2 separate regions of the Homo sapiens genome follow, and region 2 is linked to region 1. Evidence: chromatin loops called from intact Hi-C (ENCODE). Cell type or tissue: lower leg skin. All regions are shown on one strand.

Region 1 (8,000 bases):
GAAGCAGGAGGATGGCTTGAGGCCAGCAGTTGAAGGCTGCTGTGAGCTGTGATTGTGCCATGGCACCTCCAGCCTGGGTGACAGAGTGAGACCCTCTAAAAAAATTTTAAAAACATTTGACTAATGAGCAACATGGAGTTACCATTGTATGTAGCTCAGGTAGTTGTGTTTAGTAGTAAAATGTTAGTGTCACTTTAGGTGGAGTGGCATAACTTATAATGTTTTATAATCATTAATGCCTAGCTAATTTTTAGTCAGGAGGGTCTTAAGATTTCTTTGTAGTTTTACATGTTAACTGAACCCGGGCCAGGGACTGGCCATTCATAATATCATTTAATTATAGCTTGATATCTATCAGACTTACCTGTGGTACAACTACATGGTAAAGGAACATTAAAAATAATGGAATAGGCCTGCCACAGTGGCTCACGCCTATAATCCCAGCACTTTGGGAGGCCAAGGCAGGCCAATCACTTGAGGTCAGGAGTTTGAGACCAGCCTAGCTAACGTGGCAAAACCCCATCTCTACTAAAAATTCAAAAATTAGCCAGGTGTGGCAGTGTGCACCTGTAGTCCCAGCTACTCGGAAGGCTGAGGCACGAGAATCACTTGAACCTGGATGGCAGAGGTTGCAATGAGCTGAGATTGCACCACTGCACTCCAGCCTGGGCAACAGAGCAAGACTCAGTCTTAGGAAAAAAAATAAATAAATAAAATAATGGAATAATTCAGTTCCTGTGAGAATTAATCAAAGAGGATGGCTAAAAAGAGATCTATTTTAAATCATCTTTAAAGAAATGAAGGCCAGGCGCAGTGGCTCATGCCTATAATCCCAGCACTTTGAGAGGCCAAGGCAGGAGGATCACTTGAGACCCTATCTCTTAAAAACAAGAAAGAATAGAAGTAATGAATAATAATAAGAGTTGGTAATGAACTATGCAAAGACCTAGAAACCAGACAGTGTAATTAACATGTTGGAGATTCATTTTATTGGAATAGATAGGTTAATTTTGGCCTAGTTCTTCCCTTCTTACAACTTCCCATTTCCTAGCCCATTTATGACTTAGAAGCCAGGATTCTGGGAAGTTTTCCCCAAAAAAAAGATGGGTTTCATTTCCCTTTTGGGCTCCTTTAGAATTATGGCAAAAGGTAGTCCTGCCTCTTTCCCCATTCTGTTTTCTAACCAATTGCTCTCTGCTCTTTGCCCTCCTTCCTGGCAGAAAGCCCCAAGGAAAGCTCAGAGCCAACGGGTTCTCCAGCCCCTGTGATTCAGCACAGCTCAGCAACAGCCCCTAGCAATGGCCTCAGTGTTCGCTCTGCAGCTGAAGCTGTGGCCACCTCGGTCCTCACTCAGATGGCCAGCCAAAGGACAGAACTGAGCATGCCGATACAATCGCATGTAATCATGACCCCACAGTCCCAGTCTGCGGGCAGATGATGCCTCCTCTGGTGGAGAGGTCCTCAGCCAGAGCTCGCCCGCCCAAGAGCCAAGAGAGATGTCATCTTATCCCCTCCCATCTGCCTTGGACATGGCAATATGGGTGGGGGGAATTGTGTGTTGTGAGTAATGGACAGATATGGGGCTTTTTAGCCATGTGGTCATGTACGTTTGACACCTGTGCTGGGGGCCTCCCAGCCCCGGAGCCTCATAGATCATCCCCCAGGGTGGGGTTTCTGATGCATCCACAGCCAAAGGCCTTTCCAGATGGTCCGAACAATCACCCCTGCCCCATGCACGTGTATCTGTCTCTTTTAACACTAACCCTTGGCACTTCTAGGTTTGGGGTTTCTCAGTTCCCTCTCTTCCCACTAAGCCGTGGCTGTTACCTTTTTGTTCCTTACCAGCATGCCACTTCCTGCCAGATAGAGGGAGGCTAGATTTGATGACATATTACCCGCTGACCCAGCCCCAGCCACCCCATGGACTCAGGACTCAGGTCTCCCATAGCTGCTTATTTACCCGTTTCCTTTTTCCTCTTCCTTAATTCTAGTTAAAACATTCACTTACGGAGAATGTAAGGTTACCTTTGATGTATGAAGTAGCAGTATTTTCCAGTTTTTCCATAAGCTTTATTCCTTCTCTCTACCTGCCACCAAAAAGAAAGAAACCCTCAAGAGTTCTAATTCTTTTTCATCTATTTGCAGAGCTATTTGGGTACCTCATTTTGTCCCTTGACTTTAGTGTAGTGGTGGGGTCTTTCCCACCACCCCACTAAGCCTTGGCAACCTCATTTTGTGGCCTTATTATTAAAGATTGCTTGGTAGTGAAAAGGGAAGGGCCCAGAATCTGACTGGCTGATTCTGTCTCCTCCCCTCCCTCCTTCTTTAGTTTAACCATCAGGGCAGACAGGAACAAAGTATTTCAAAGCTTGTTCCATCAAGTTAGGGATTAATCGATTCCTTTATGTTTTATAAGAGTTTACCGGCCAAAGCATATTGTCATCTTTGGTCATTTTTCTGCTCCTGCTTCTCTCTCTTCATTCCCCTATCAACATTACCGCCCCTGTCTCTCTTCTGTAACTACTTCAGACTCAGCCCTCCTGGAGGCTGTCATGTAGGGGACTCTCGAGTTCCTTTGTTCTACCCCATCTCTCCCCCTCACACATCTGTCTGCTTTTCTGAGCTAGAGTCTTCTGTTCACAAGTGCCCATCACCGTCTGGACTATCTTCTTTCTCTTTCACCAGGTTCCTAGCTTAGCCACTAGGTCTTCCAGGTCCTCCAGAGTTTCTTCAACCCATTTCTTCTCTCTTCTCTTTACATGCAGTGCTCCAGGATCTTGAAGCGTCATAGCCAAGATGCTGAGTGGGTTTACTTGAGTATAAGATTGAAAGGAGGGAGGAAGAGGAGAGGGAAAGTGCAGAACTGGTCCCAGCAAAGGACCCCAGGTTCTGGCCTGGGAAATTGGTGACTATTGCTCTCAACCATTCTTACTTTGAAGAGTTGGGTTGCAGAGGGAGCAATTCATCTCTCTTGTCCCTCTTCCACGTTAAGGCTTCTCATCTCCCCTTGGCTCTGAACTATGCAGTTTCTACCAGGACCATAGGAAGCAATTCAGAGCCAGAGGCCTGTGGATAGATAGGTCAGCTTTAATTGCCTTTCCGTATGAAACCCTTCCAGTTGTCCCAGAGCCACTTTCTGCCATCTGTGCAAGCCAAGAATGTCCTTCTCTCCATCTTTCCTACCTCCATCTTAAACATACATACAAAATAACTGCCAGCTTCCTTTCTTATTTTGTCTCCAAAATTGACTGTCACAGGGGAATGAGAAAATGTTCTAAGCTACAAGATTCCCGTTTCCTTAAAGTGATATCCTGTCCTAGTGAACCAGTCAGGTAACAGGTTCTGCTGCATTTGTTTTAAATTTCCCCTCCTGCTTTTCAGAGCTGGTGCTGAACAGGCCACACCCCTAAAGACAAAGGAGAGAAAACACGGTTTTCTCATCCTCTACCATCAGGTACCCAACAGGAATAGGCCCTGAAGTGATTCAGACTAGCAAATGTTATGGCAGATGGTCAGGACGCAGGTTACCACATCCAGGGACTTCACTTTTGCCTTTAAAAATTCACAGCCGTAACTTGTGCTCAGGACTTCCCCTTTAGCTGGCTGCTCCCTGGGATTTTCTCCTGCTTTAGAGTTTTGTTTCATTTTTTTATTGTCTTGATTTCCCAGTAGCAGCCTTGCCCTAAAGCTTGACTGAGTTTATGGCTCCTAAGGAGCTTTCCTAAGACTCTTGACTATTTTTCTTCCCCCTTCAGTCAAGTGTTTTTACAGTTAAGAATTAATTTGTAACTGCATACATGCCCTGCCAGTCTGTCCCTGTGTTGGGTGGCTAATTTATGTAGCGGGTCTTTTTTATTTCTTAGCCCCCATGACTAATTATCTAGTCCTAACTTCATTTTTATCAGTGGGAAGATGTGTACGGGACCTCAGTGAGGAGCACTGCCAGAACCACAGTAACAAAATGGCACTGAAATAAGGAAGCAGCAGGTCAGAACCCCCTAGATAGTTCTTGAGTTGGTTCTCAGTCTCACTAAGGAGGCAGAATAATTGCTGCCCTGAAACTTCTCTGATAGTCAAAGGTAACTTCACTTACCTTGTTATTGCTACCAGCCATGTGGTCACTCTCCCCAAATCTTTGTCTTCCAGATCCATCTGGACCAGAACCAAACATCATGGAAGGTGTCACTTGGCCCTTCCTAAAGTCCATGGCGTTTCTAGAGGCCTAAGGGAGGACACTTTCAGAAAGGAGCTGAGTGTATGGTGGGTGTCCTGAATTCGTTCATGTGAATACAGGACTCAGGCTTCCCACCCCACTCCAATGTGAGTGCTCGATACACAAGCACTCTAGCTAGCTGCCACGTACCCAAGGCCACAGAGGGAGGGGACAGAACCAGGTCTTCTGGTCTGCTCACTTTCTGCCCCATTCCCCTAACAGAAAGTTTGCTTAGAGTTGAAAAGTCTAAGAAAGCCTCCCACAATACTAGAGAGGCCAACAAAAAAAAAGTCATGCCCCCTTTACTTACTCTTTTGCTGCTGGTTATGCATCTCAAATCTGACTTCCTTAGCCTTCACCTCCCTCCTTGGCCCTAAGCATTAGACCATGTACTCTAAGTAGTGGTTAAAGAGGGACTGAGCAAACTGAACCTCCTCTCGCTCACTTCTCTATCCCTGTTCTGTTGGTTTTGGCTCCTTTCTTGATTCACTGCCCTCTAGCACCACCCATCCTGGTAGATGGAGTGCTTAACCCCAACCGTGCCCTATGTACAGCCTGAACCACCAAACAGACACCAAAAAAATTCTTCCTGTGGTTTCTGGGGCTCCCCTGCTCCACACTGAGAGGCTCCTTAAAGGTGCTAGCCCCTGATACAGCTATCCCCGCCAGTTTTCTCCTTTTTTCATAACTTCCTTCCCATCCCCAAATCATTAATTTTTCATTAATATTGTACATTATATACACAGGAAGGAAATACATTATTTTTTTTAAATTTCATAACCAGCCTGTTTAGATTCCAGTCTTCCTAGCTATATCACATATGCCTTGTTGATATGCTCTTTCTGCTTTCTTTAGACTTAATGTTTGACGGGGGTGGGGGTGTCTGGAAGAACAGGAAAGGTGGGGATCCTAAGGCAGATTAAAGGACTCCCTCCACCCCACTACAGCCTCCCATAACTCTAGTCATCCCTCTCATAGTACAGGACTGATTTCTCTGTGTCTGTTTGTACACACAAATGTGCATACAGACATAAATTCCCCCACCCCATACCAAGGTGGTTACCTAGCAGGAATGAGCGTAGGTGGCTGCTGGCCACCATTACCACCGTCTGCATCAGCTGTGTTGTCTCTCTTTGGGGTAAAGTCCTACCCCAGAATGAGAAAAGGCTGGGGAGAGTAGGGCAGGTTAAAGGAGCTTATGTCCTCTGTAGATGTAGGTTTGTATCATAGCTACTAGGGTTTATTTTTTTAATGGGGGGCTAATAGCACAGAGTTATCTCACCAGCAGTAGCTACTGGTGAGTGATGTTTTAGCTGTAAGAAGTGGCTATGAGCAATAGTTTCACTGACTTTACCTTAGGGCAGTGCCACAGTAATCTGGGAACTTGTTAGAAATACACATTCTCAGGCCCCATCCCAGACTTATTGAATCACAGACTCTGGGGGCAGGGTTTAAAAGCACTCCAAGTGATTCTAATGCACACTAAAGGTTGAGAACCATTTCTTAGGGATAAGCTGGGAAATTTTTACAGGTGTGGAGGATATTTCAAATACATCTTTTGCCTTTGCACTAACATGCTTTCATTTCTTTCAGTCTCTTCCTCCATTCCCTTTAAAGTCTTCCCCATCATATCACTGATCTCAAAAGCTAGATTTGTCTTCATTTTAGTCGTATCCCTAAAACCATGCATTGGTCTGGACAGGAGTTGTCCCATATTCCCTTGCAGACTGGTCACTCCATGTTCTCTGTTACAGTAAGGACCAGCCAAGCTTCAGCTGTCCCATTCCTCCCCCTACAACACACACACCTTTCAGGCAGGGAGGAGATGAGCTTCCAGCCCCAAGAGTGGAGGCTGCCACATCCTAACATAGTATCTATTGAAAAGGAAGCAGTGTGTATCTATGATTATATCTCTGTTCATCTATATATTTTTGACATGTAGCAACACCTCTCCATCTTATCAAGGAACTCAACTCGGTCTGGGTCTCCCCAGTGCCCAGTGGTGGCCTTTGACAGGTAGGAGGATGCAGTGCTGCAGGCTATTTTGTTTTTTGTTACAAAACTGTCTTTTCCCTTTTCCCCTCCACCTGATTCAGCATGATCCCTGTGAGCTGGTTCTCACAATCTCCTGGGACTGGGCTGAGGCAGGGGCTTCGCTCTATTCTCCCTAACCATACTGTCTTCCTTTCCCCCTTGCCACTTAGCAGTTATCCCCCCAGCTATGCCTTCTCCCTCCCTCCCTTGCCCTGGCATATATTGTGCCTTATTTATGCTGCAAATATAACATTAAACTATCAAGTGAACCACTGTTATGTCTGATGCTTCACTCCTCTATCCACAGCCCCCATTGTCCCCTTTTCTGGGAGGTCACTGGCCTTTCATGTCTGTCATCTTCATCACTCCCCCATTTCTTAGGACAGAAGGAACAGGGATTTTTGTCTCTAGTTTTTATACATGGGAGATACAGCCTAGAGAAAGTGGATGATTTCTATAAATTACAAAGTATGACAGAAGGCCCAGGGCAGAGCTCCTGTGGACTGCCTTGGAGACAAGGGCCCTTGGCATCCTGGCAGCAAGTACTCACAGGAAACTTAGTATGTGCTTTATGTGGATGGCGGGTGGGAGAGTTGCTGATGGCAAATGGCCTTTTACTTTTCAGTGTTTTGTTGCCAACCCCCACCCAACCATTAAAAAGTGGCTGTTGTGACCAGGGAGCACACACACAGACAAAGACGGAAAGTATAGCTTTCTATGGTAAGGAGGAGGCTGGTCTGGAAATGAGGGGTAGAGTTTACTTAGAAGCAGGTAAGAAAACCGGGCATGGTGGCTCATGCCTGTAATCCCAGCACTTTGGGAGGCTGAGGCGGGTTGATCACCTGAGGTCAGGAGTTTGAGACCAGCCTGGCCAACATGGAGAAACCCCGTCTCTACTAAAAATACAAAAATTAGCCAGGTGTTGGTGGCGGGCGCCTGTAATCCCAGCTACTCAGGAGGCTGAGGCAGGAGAATCACTTGAACCTGGGAGGCAGAGGTTGCAGTAAGCTAAGATCGTGCCGTTGCACTCCAGCCTGGGCAACAAGAGTGAAACTCCATCTCAAAAAAAGCAGGTAAGAGTTCACAAGAAAAACAGGTAATGCTCAGAGACTGTGGGAATCAGGAAGAGGTGTAGGGAAATCACAGATAATTTATTGCATCTGTATATTCCTTTATAAATAACATCACAAATGAGAACAATGAGCCAGGCTGAAGAATTTGACAAAAGAGATAGCAGGTGTCTCTGGAGTTTCCCAGTAGGAGAGAAATGACTTAAGAAGCTATCTGTGGCTGGTGTTTGGTAGACACTTGACACAAATAGCCTGTGCCTCCTGAGGAGAGCAGGAAAGGCAGTGGTGGTCTTCACTGTGTTGTGGCCAGGAGCACATGGGTGTCCAGAGAAGGGTAAGAAAGGAAATTGCTGAAAGCCAAATACCAAAGCCCAGATTATGAGGTTTTGGAGGTTCCCACCACTGAAGCTGCACTCTGAAAACTGGGCAGTTTACAAAATTAGAGGAATCAACCCATTCCAACTTCAAAGGAGACCAGTTACCTCCATCCTGGACACAGGAAGCCAGCTAAACCAGCCTCTTTCTGAATGCAGCTCAGCCCAGAGCCACTTGTAATTGATGTTTAGAGAAATACTAGAAGCAGCAGGATGGTAAACATGGAATGGCTGCCCTATGCTACGTGGAATGGTAGATTGCTTTACTGTTCACCTAGTGATAACAGGAGTAGTCACTTCATTTTATTG
Region 2 (8,000 bases), 49 kb after region 1:
AAAACAAAAACAAAAATAAAGATAAAATAATAAAATTCCCAGTTTCTTTCCCTAGGGCTTAAAAGTAGCAGGACATGTAGGCCAAGTGCGGTGACTCAGACCTGTAATCCCAGCACTTTGGGAGGCCAAGGTGAGTGGATCACCTGAGCTCGGGAGTTTGAGACCAGCCTGACCAACATGGAGAAACTCCATCTCTACTAAAAATACAAAATTAGCCAGGCATGGTGGCACATGCCTGTAATCCCAGCTACTCAGGAGGTTGAGGCAGGAGAATTGGTTGAACCCGGGAGGCGGAGGCTGCGGTGAGCCAAGATCGCACCACTGCACTACAGCCTGGGCTGTTTAAAAAAAAAAAAAAAAAAAGGGTAGCAGGACACTGCTGAAACGACATCTATTTCTTTACAGTCTATTTTCTTATTTTCATCCCATGCAACCTAACTACACTTACATCGTTTGGAATGGTGAGTTCATGAGAAGTAGTCTGAGCAGATGCATCCAAACCTGCTAAAAGACAGAAGAGAGCAAGCAAATTCAATGCACAGCATTCAAAACCTCACTGACTTGCACATTAAACTAACAGAAGGAAATAAACTGGAAACCCAGCATCATTAGCTGTTGGGATTCATCACTAACTTGGAAGCCTCCAAAGAGGAAAGAGTGGGGGAGAAGGGTGTAGAAATAATGCTCGAAAGGTTCTTCTGTACACTCAGAAGAGCTGATTTCATGCCATTTCCTGCAAAGCCCAGCCTATTAGGGATGGGGGATGGAAGCAAGGGCAAGGGAGTGTGGTATCCTCAAAAAGGACCAATGTCTAAACAAGTCCTTCTGTACTTCTACCCCTTTCCTGTTGTGTTCCAAATTGTATCTCACCTGATGCTCACTAGCACCAGTGCCAATATTATGCCTGTTAATGGGTACCATGGACTTCTGGCACACATGCAGAGTTGCTTTAAATATACCTGTATCAGATTAATCCCCTCCACCCCCTATTCTCCTAACCTAGACTGGAAGGTCAGATAGAATGAAATGGCAGTCAGGTGAGGGGACTTCATTTCTCCAGATTTAGTCCCTGTCTTTTGTTCAATAATTTTGTTCTGGCTTTCATTTTGTTTTCCAAAGAAAAAGAAAGAAAAAAAAATCCCATCAGCAAATACCCGTACCCATCTTTAACAACACCTGGACTGAACCAGGCCAGCTGGCTAACACTCAAGCTTAGTCCTGATCTCAGCTATGGCTGCTGTCTCATCATTTTTAGAAGGGGGTTGGCCAGATCCATCAAGGGACCCTCGGGGGCTCCAGGCCCACCCCTTTGCTCTCTCAGCTCCTCTCTGCCATGTGCATGTTGCTGGTATGGTTCATGGGCAGTGAAACAAGACTCCCACCAGTTTATTAATATAACAGTAGAATACTACAGATTTTTTTTTTTTTAATCATTACCCCAATAGCCTTTCACCTCTGGAGAGCTGGATTCAATGCCTGTTAAGATACAAGTGAAAATGAGTTTGGTGGTCTCATCCTAACCCTATCGGACAAGTTATTCCTTATACAGAAAAGCCCCAAAAACGAAACAAAATAAAAACAAAAACAAAAACAAAAAAAACACTACACAATTTGGCACAAATGGATGGTCTCTACCCAAGCCTGTGAATTGCTGGTGGAGAGAAAGGGGGTGCTGATCAGATCAAGGGGGCAGCAGTCAGGATGGGCTCAAAGAAATATCAGCCTACCCTTTGCCTGACAAGCATCCCCAAACCTCACCCCCAAACCTTCCAGGGCTTTTTTTTTCTTTTAGAATAACTGACCCCAAATGAAAACCACGTTAACAAACACATTACCTCCTTGGGCTTAGCCATAGTAGACAGGCAAGTTTAAACCAGCAGGATGCTGGATAACGAAGTTTGTTTTAAACAGATGTCAAGCTGAGACCTTGGGACTGGCCTCTCTCTTGCACTACACCTTACAGAAATAAACACTGAGGTATCCATACCACTGAATCCGGTGTTGCCATGCGTCATGGGAAAATGAGACTGTTGCATTGCCAACTGGTGCAGCTTGGTCAACTGCAAGGAGGAAACAGGAGGTTGGCATTAGAAGATTTAACAGAGCCAGGGCTCAAGCACATTCGAATTTGAAAATGCAGGTCCTGATTCCCAAAATTGACTCTACTACTCAAACTACAACAGAGGGTAGGGATGGGGCTTGCATCACAATCCTGGGGATTGGCAGAATATGAAGGGTAAGGGTTAGAAATAGAATGGGTGCCTGGAAGAGAATGAATGCCTTTTGGGTGTGGGAATAGAAAAGCAACAGCACTTGCCCAACGACCATCCCCCTTGGAGGCTACTTAATGAAGGTAGTTTGCAGCCATTGCAACAGTTGCCGCAGGGACAAGCACAGACAGGCTAGGTAAACAAACTGTGCAGTGGTGCTAGGGAAAACACACCATGCAGGGTTTCATCAGTATTGGGGAGAGGGAAGGAGATGAGGGGGGCAGGGAGACTGCAAGGAGGAGAGAGGTGAAGAAACCATACTGGGTTTAGTCCCATCACCGCCACCACTGACTACTACAGCTATTTTTATTCATCTATATAAACTGTCCTGACTGTCATAAAATAATCCTTCTTCACGTCTACTTCCCTCTCTCCTGGGGCCTACCACTAACCAAGACCGAAACTCAACTTCCCAAGTCTAATAATGCTCAGCACCTGAAAAGGTTAGTAAGGATAAAAGAAAAGTGCAGAAAAAAATGCCCTTGAAGTCTAAATACCGGCACTTTTAAATAGGAGGTTTTAGCAGCAAGAAAGGTTTGAGTTGAATTCTGAAATGTTCAGGTTCCTATCCCTCTCTGTGTAACATAAGCCCCTTCCCCATCCCTCCAAATACTTTTCAAATTGTCATCTCAGATTGAGGAGTTCCCAAGGGCAAACCCAACCTCCCATTACCCTCATGGAAAAGAGAACTGCATGCAAGGAAGCACAGTCCCAATGTCAATTTAAACTATGCCCTGAGATAACAAATCACAGTATACCATGGAACATTTCCCTTTTAGAAACAGGGTAATCTGAAACACAGGGGGAAAGGAGAAGCTAATGTGCTGAATTAAATTTCAGGGGTTAAATGTTAAAAGGCAAACAAGGCATTACCCTGATTAAAGGGCTAAAATATGGGATTGACCTTGTGAAGAAAACAACTTAATACTGCAAATGCTGAAGACCCAACTCACTTCTGGCTACTTGGGAGAGAGGAGTGAGACAATTTTGGATGGGAGAGGGAGCTTTTCAAAACAAGAAGTGAAAACAAAACTTACATCTGGCTGTGGAATGGCATACTGTCCTTGAATGGTATAGGCCTACAAAAGGAGGAAAACAGTTCCTATTAAAAACCAATCACGGACAGCCACCCAGTGGGGGGAAAAAGACATTTCAACTAGCCAGGAAGCCAGAGTTGAACTAGAGAATGGGGGAGGCCAGAGATTGAGGCAGTAGATGGAATCTCACAAATATGGTCAGACCCAAATTGGCCTTCTTTGAACCCTAAATATGACTTTGTTCCGGGGAATCCTATAAAGGTAGCCAAGTTCCCTGCAATCAAAGGCAAAATATACATAACTGTTTCTTAATGAAAATGTGGGAAGTGAGATTAGCAATGCCTCGACTGACCAAGCCCCACTCTTCCTCCCTGTATACAAGATAGCCTAGGAGGAATAATGATCTCTTCCCTCACCACCCCAACCCTTCTACCAATTGTGGTGATGTGGAAGATCTCTAACTGCACAAACCTACATGGTATGTTTTAAAACACTTCCCTTTCTCCAACTTATTTCTCTATCTGCCTAAAGACCTTAAGAACACTGGATGCTAGCTGAGTCCCTAACAGTAGGGAGCTGATCACAGGTAAACAAAAACCACTGGGTTCTAATTCCTGTCTTCTCCCACCTCCCCTCCATAGGCATTTGCAGCTCCCACTATGCCCTCCTCCCCCCCACAACATAACCTCCCAAAAAGGGAGCTGGGTCTTCAGGGCAATGGGGTAGGGAAAAGGAGGAAAGGAAAAGGGAACAGGGAGGGAGGGGATGGAAGGAGTGGCTGGTTAACAGGATGTGAAGTTTCTCACATCACAGTGGCCAGTACCCCCAAAAGTACACCCAGGTGGGGGTGGAAGGAAGGTGAAAATGGGGTGGGAGGAGTGGGAGAGGGGAAGAGGGGTTGAACAAAAAAAAAATTAAAAAAAAAAAAAAAGTTGGTGTTACCATCTGGTGGGCTACGCGGCCTGGGTGAAATGAGGTTGGGGGGGTCAGTCCAGGTCCCCGTGGACAGGTGGTGTCCACAGCACCAAAAATCACCAGCGCCACTGGCCCCCCGTGTGTTGGCAGTCTCGGCTGAGGCGGAAGGATTGAGTGAGCCTTGGAGACTGAACATCCCCTCTCACCTCTAGAGGTGGTCCCTCCAGGTCAGGGTTGAGGCACATGGACGGGGTGGTGTGGGGAAAGCTCGCACTGTCGCTGCCTGTGCTGTACCTGTCCTGTGGATAAATAGAGGATTTCAGTCTCCAGGGCTGTCAATCCGGCACCTTGTCACCAGCATGAAATTCACACAAAAAAAGTTGTTTATTTTTTTCCTTTTTCCTTTAAAAAGGAGCTCAGACACAATTTGAAACGAGCTGTAATCAGTGAATTAAAAAAAAAAGTTACCTAGTGGCAGATTTCACACTGCACAATTGGGCTATTTTCAATAAGAATGAAGGGGTGGGGCAACAGAGCTGATGCCAGCTCCTGGTCAGTGTGGGATTAAGTTGAACCCCTACAGAGCCCACTTTGCCACAAAGGAACAAAAGACACAGGTCCATCTGTGGACATTGTATATTTAAAAAGGCCTGTGGGAACAATCCATGACAGGGCCACTCATAGAAGAAGCTGCAAATTTTTAGACGGTGGTCATCAACTAAATAAAGGGGAGGGAGGGAGGGAGGGTGGGTAGGGAAGCAAAGAGGTATGAAGGGGGAGGTGTGATGGGGAGTGGAAAAAAAAGGAAGTGAAGGAAGAATTTTAAGTACAGAGGATTGCTGCCACCCAGTATGGGACTCTATTCCAAAGGGGGAGTGGGAGAATCCAGAAGAGCAGGAACCTGGAGTTCCTGGGAAAGAAAAACTCCTAAGGCTAAATCCTTCTGGCGACACTGACTCTGGGCCTTTGCTTATCCTGCCCAACTCTGACTAACTAGACTGAGAGCCCTTTGAACAAACCAGTTTGTACTTTTCTAAAAGCAAGGTACTAAACTGACTCAAGGTTAACACTGTGACATAACCGACCTTCCTGTGAAACCTCTCATAACTACACGACAAACTAAACCTCTAAAAACTTGTTCATTTTTATGCCAATTCAACACAATGTGAAAGAGATGGACTCCCAAGTTTATGCTTGCCCTCTAAATGGCTCCCAGATCAAACGCAGGTAAGATGGAACTAGTTAACTAAATATGCTTGTAACAGACCAGCCCCAAGTGGGAAAAGGTGTTTTGAGCAACGCACTTGCTTAGGCAGCTACCAAAATCAGTCACTATTTCAACCTGAATCCCAATGCAGTTGTCCCTAGGTGTCCCTACGTTATTGGTGGGAGATTAGTCCTAGGATTCCCCCCATAGAAACAAATATCCATGGATATTCAAGTCTTTTACATAAAATGGTATAGTACTTGCATATAACCTAAGCATATCCTCCCACATATTTTAATCATCTCTAGGTTACTTATAATACCTAATACAATGTAAATACTATGTAAATACTTGTTATACTCTATTGTTTAATGACAAAACAAAGCCTGTACATGTTCAGTACAGATACAACCACCCATTTTTTTCCCTGAATACTTTTGATCTGAGGTAGGTTGAAGGTGGAACCCACAAAGGGCCAACTGTATTTTAAAACCTGATCTACCTACTCCTCAAATACAATCAGAGCATAGGACTACCATGGTCCTTCAATGCTTCTGTCATAATAATCTAACTTCAGAATAGTCCACGTGCCAAAGATCAAGAGTTTAGGTTGATGAGGAAGGAGCAGAGAGGCCACGGTGGTGCTTTGGTGTTCTTACTCTAACACCAAAGGTCACGGCACCACAGCCCAACATGCTCACCCCCCTTCTATTCTTGCACACTGAACTCTTACCCCAGCTGATTTCAGTTATGCCATGTGGGTTCAAACCAGTGTTTATGAGGTTAAGAGCCTAGGGGACAACACACTGGAGTTTGGGAGTGAAGGGGTAGGAGTAGGGGAGGTGAGGTGGAGGGAAGGGGAAGTTTGTAGGACACTCAAATTCAGGACCCCCAAATTTTGAGACCACCATCCAGAATCTCCTTCAGAGGTCCAACTCTTTGCTACCTTTTATTTAGACCTCTAAATATCACCCCACACACATAAAACATGGATGGGGTGGGGACAGGGAGAGAAGTAGAGACAGTAAGTCAATTCAACTCTTATATTCTAACCCAACCCACAAGTAAGTTACCTCTTCCGAGTGCCTACAAAACTTCCATTGCCTGCTAAAAATTAAGGCATTCAGCTTTCTCCAGTACAAAAATAAAACTAAAAGCCGGTCAAACTATGGCCAGAGTATAGGTTTCAGCAAGCATGCAGAGTGGCTTGGTGTGATGCTGGCAAAGTTGACATTTCAAATATAATCTCTGTTCATTCTAGCCCACAAATGAGAATTTTCTTACCTGACCACCTGCAAAGATGACCGGAGAGCTGGACGGCTTGGGCCGGTACGGGATGGTCACGCCCTTCGGGGGGGACTGGGAGAGAGTCAGAGGGGAAAAAAACAAAAAGAGATAAGGTTTCAAAGCTGCTTCAGCTGTGTGGCTTTAGCTCACACAGGTCAGTTAAATTAAAAACTATTTCCATCCCCTTACCTACCAAATTGTCTCTGGCTAGATCTAATCTCAATTTATCTACTGAAAGTTATTTGCCTTTAATGCAGTAAGTCCAAGGACTACACAATTCAAACTGATTCTCATCAAGGGAGATGTCCATGTAATAATCTTCGGCACTATTTCCAAAATTTTAGATAAATTTAATGGACATGAAAAACTGTTAAACGTATATTTTTGTTGATAATTTTTAGTATCTCACATTTTTTTGGCCTGAATAGGAAATAAGGTCAAAACTGCAAATAAAGTACTCAAGTGTTATGTCTAGAATAATACAGACACTATCTATAAATAGTTCAAAGGCTCAATCAAGGTTTTTCTAATCTCTACTTGAAAATTCCAGTTTCCAGGTTGGGTGCATCGGCTCATGCTGGTAATACCAGTACTTTGGAAGGCTGAGGCGGGTGGATGGCTTGAGCTCAGGAGTTCAAGACCAGCCTGGGCAACATGGCAAAATCCCGTCTCTACAAAAAATAAAAAAAATTAGCCAGGTGTGGTGGCGCATGCCTGTAGACCAAGCTACTGGGGAGACAGGTGAGAGGATCGCTTAAGCCTGATAGGCAGAGGTTGCAGTGAGCCGATACTGCACCACTGCACTCCAGTCTGGGTGACAAAGTGAACCCGTCACACACACACACACACGAAAAAATTCGTTTCATTTCTCACCAATGAAACCAACTCCATATCACAAATCTGAAAAGGCTTAATTTTCCTGAATTTTGCTATTCTTTTAATAGAATAATAGTGTATAATCAGGACCTTGTAAGTCATTCGGAAACATCATCATACATACATTTTTCTACTCTATGTAACACTTTGAATACCCTCCTACAAAGTGACAAGTTGTTAAAGAACATGTCAAATTTCCATGTAACCAAAATACAGTAATTCAAAAAGTAATTTAACTCAGCTACTCAGGAACTCAAATAAATCTCTGGCCTCCTTAGTCCATGCAGTGCATCTTCTCCCCGACTCTGCTACAACTGCTGTGAACCAAAAGATCACTGCTGCTTAGCAGTTTCTATTTTTGCTCACAGACCATAAGAAAAGTCAAAGCTAGGGGAAGGAAAATATGAA

The links. Peaks named below come from ENCODE experiments on the same cell type or tissue, not always from the same donor. Only the 100,000 strongest peaks of a DNase experiment are listed, where the experiment ranks them.
Region 2: it touches region 1 in a loop (2.0-fold over the local background); 62 of 110 quality-filtered maps call a loop at or near these places.

What each region holds. Positions count from the first base shown.
Region 1 is chr12:53,510,575-53,518,574 of GRCh38, reverse strand. ATF7-NPFF (ATF7-NPFF readthrough) reads left to right here. Exons shown (of 15, transcript NR_159377.1): 12 at 1,221-1,560. ATF7 (activating transcription factor 7) reads left to right here. Exons shown (of 12, transcript NM_006856.3): 12 at 1,221-6,521. The coding sequence ends at 1,438. ATF7-AS1 (ATF7 antisense RNA 1) reads right to left here and starts at 4,591. Exons shown (of 3, transcript NR_046221.1): 1 at 4,524-4,591; 2 at 4,094-4,222; 3 at 967-3,066. RefSeq lists an enhancer at 987-1,486 and a silencer at 2,453-2,694. In lower leg skin, no CTCF peak of the experiment used is centred here; no DNase peak of the experiment used is centred here.
Region 2 is chr12:53,461,281-53,469,280 of GRCh38, reverse strand. It overlaps PCBP2 (poly(rC) binding protein 2), which reads right to left. Exons shown (of 15, transcript NM_031989.5): 8 at 6,714-6,788; 9 at 4,429-4,521; 10 at 3,308-3,349; 11 at 1,988-2,060; 12 at 1,438-1,476; 13 at 449-504. It overlaps PCBP2-OT1 (PCBP2 overlapping transcript 1), which reads right to left and starts at 4,813. Exons shown (of 1, transcript NR_109828.1): 1 at 4,224-4,813. In lower leg skin, no CTCF peak of the experiment used is centred here; no DNase peak of the experiment used is centred here.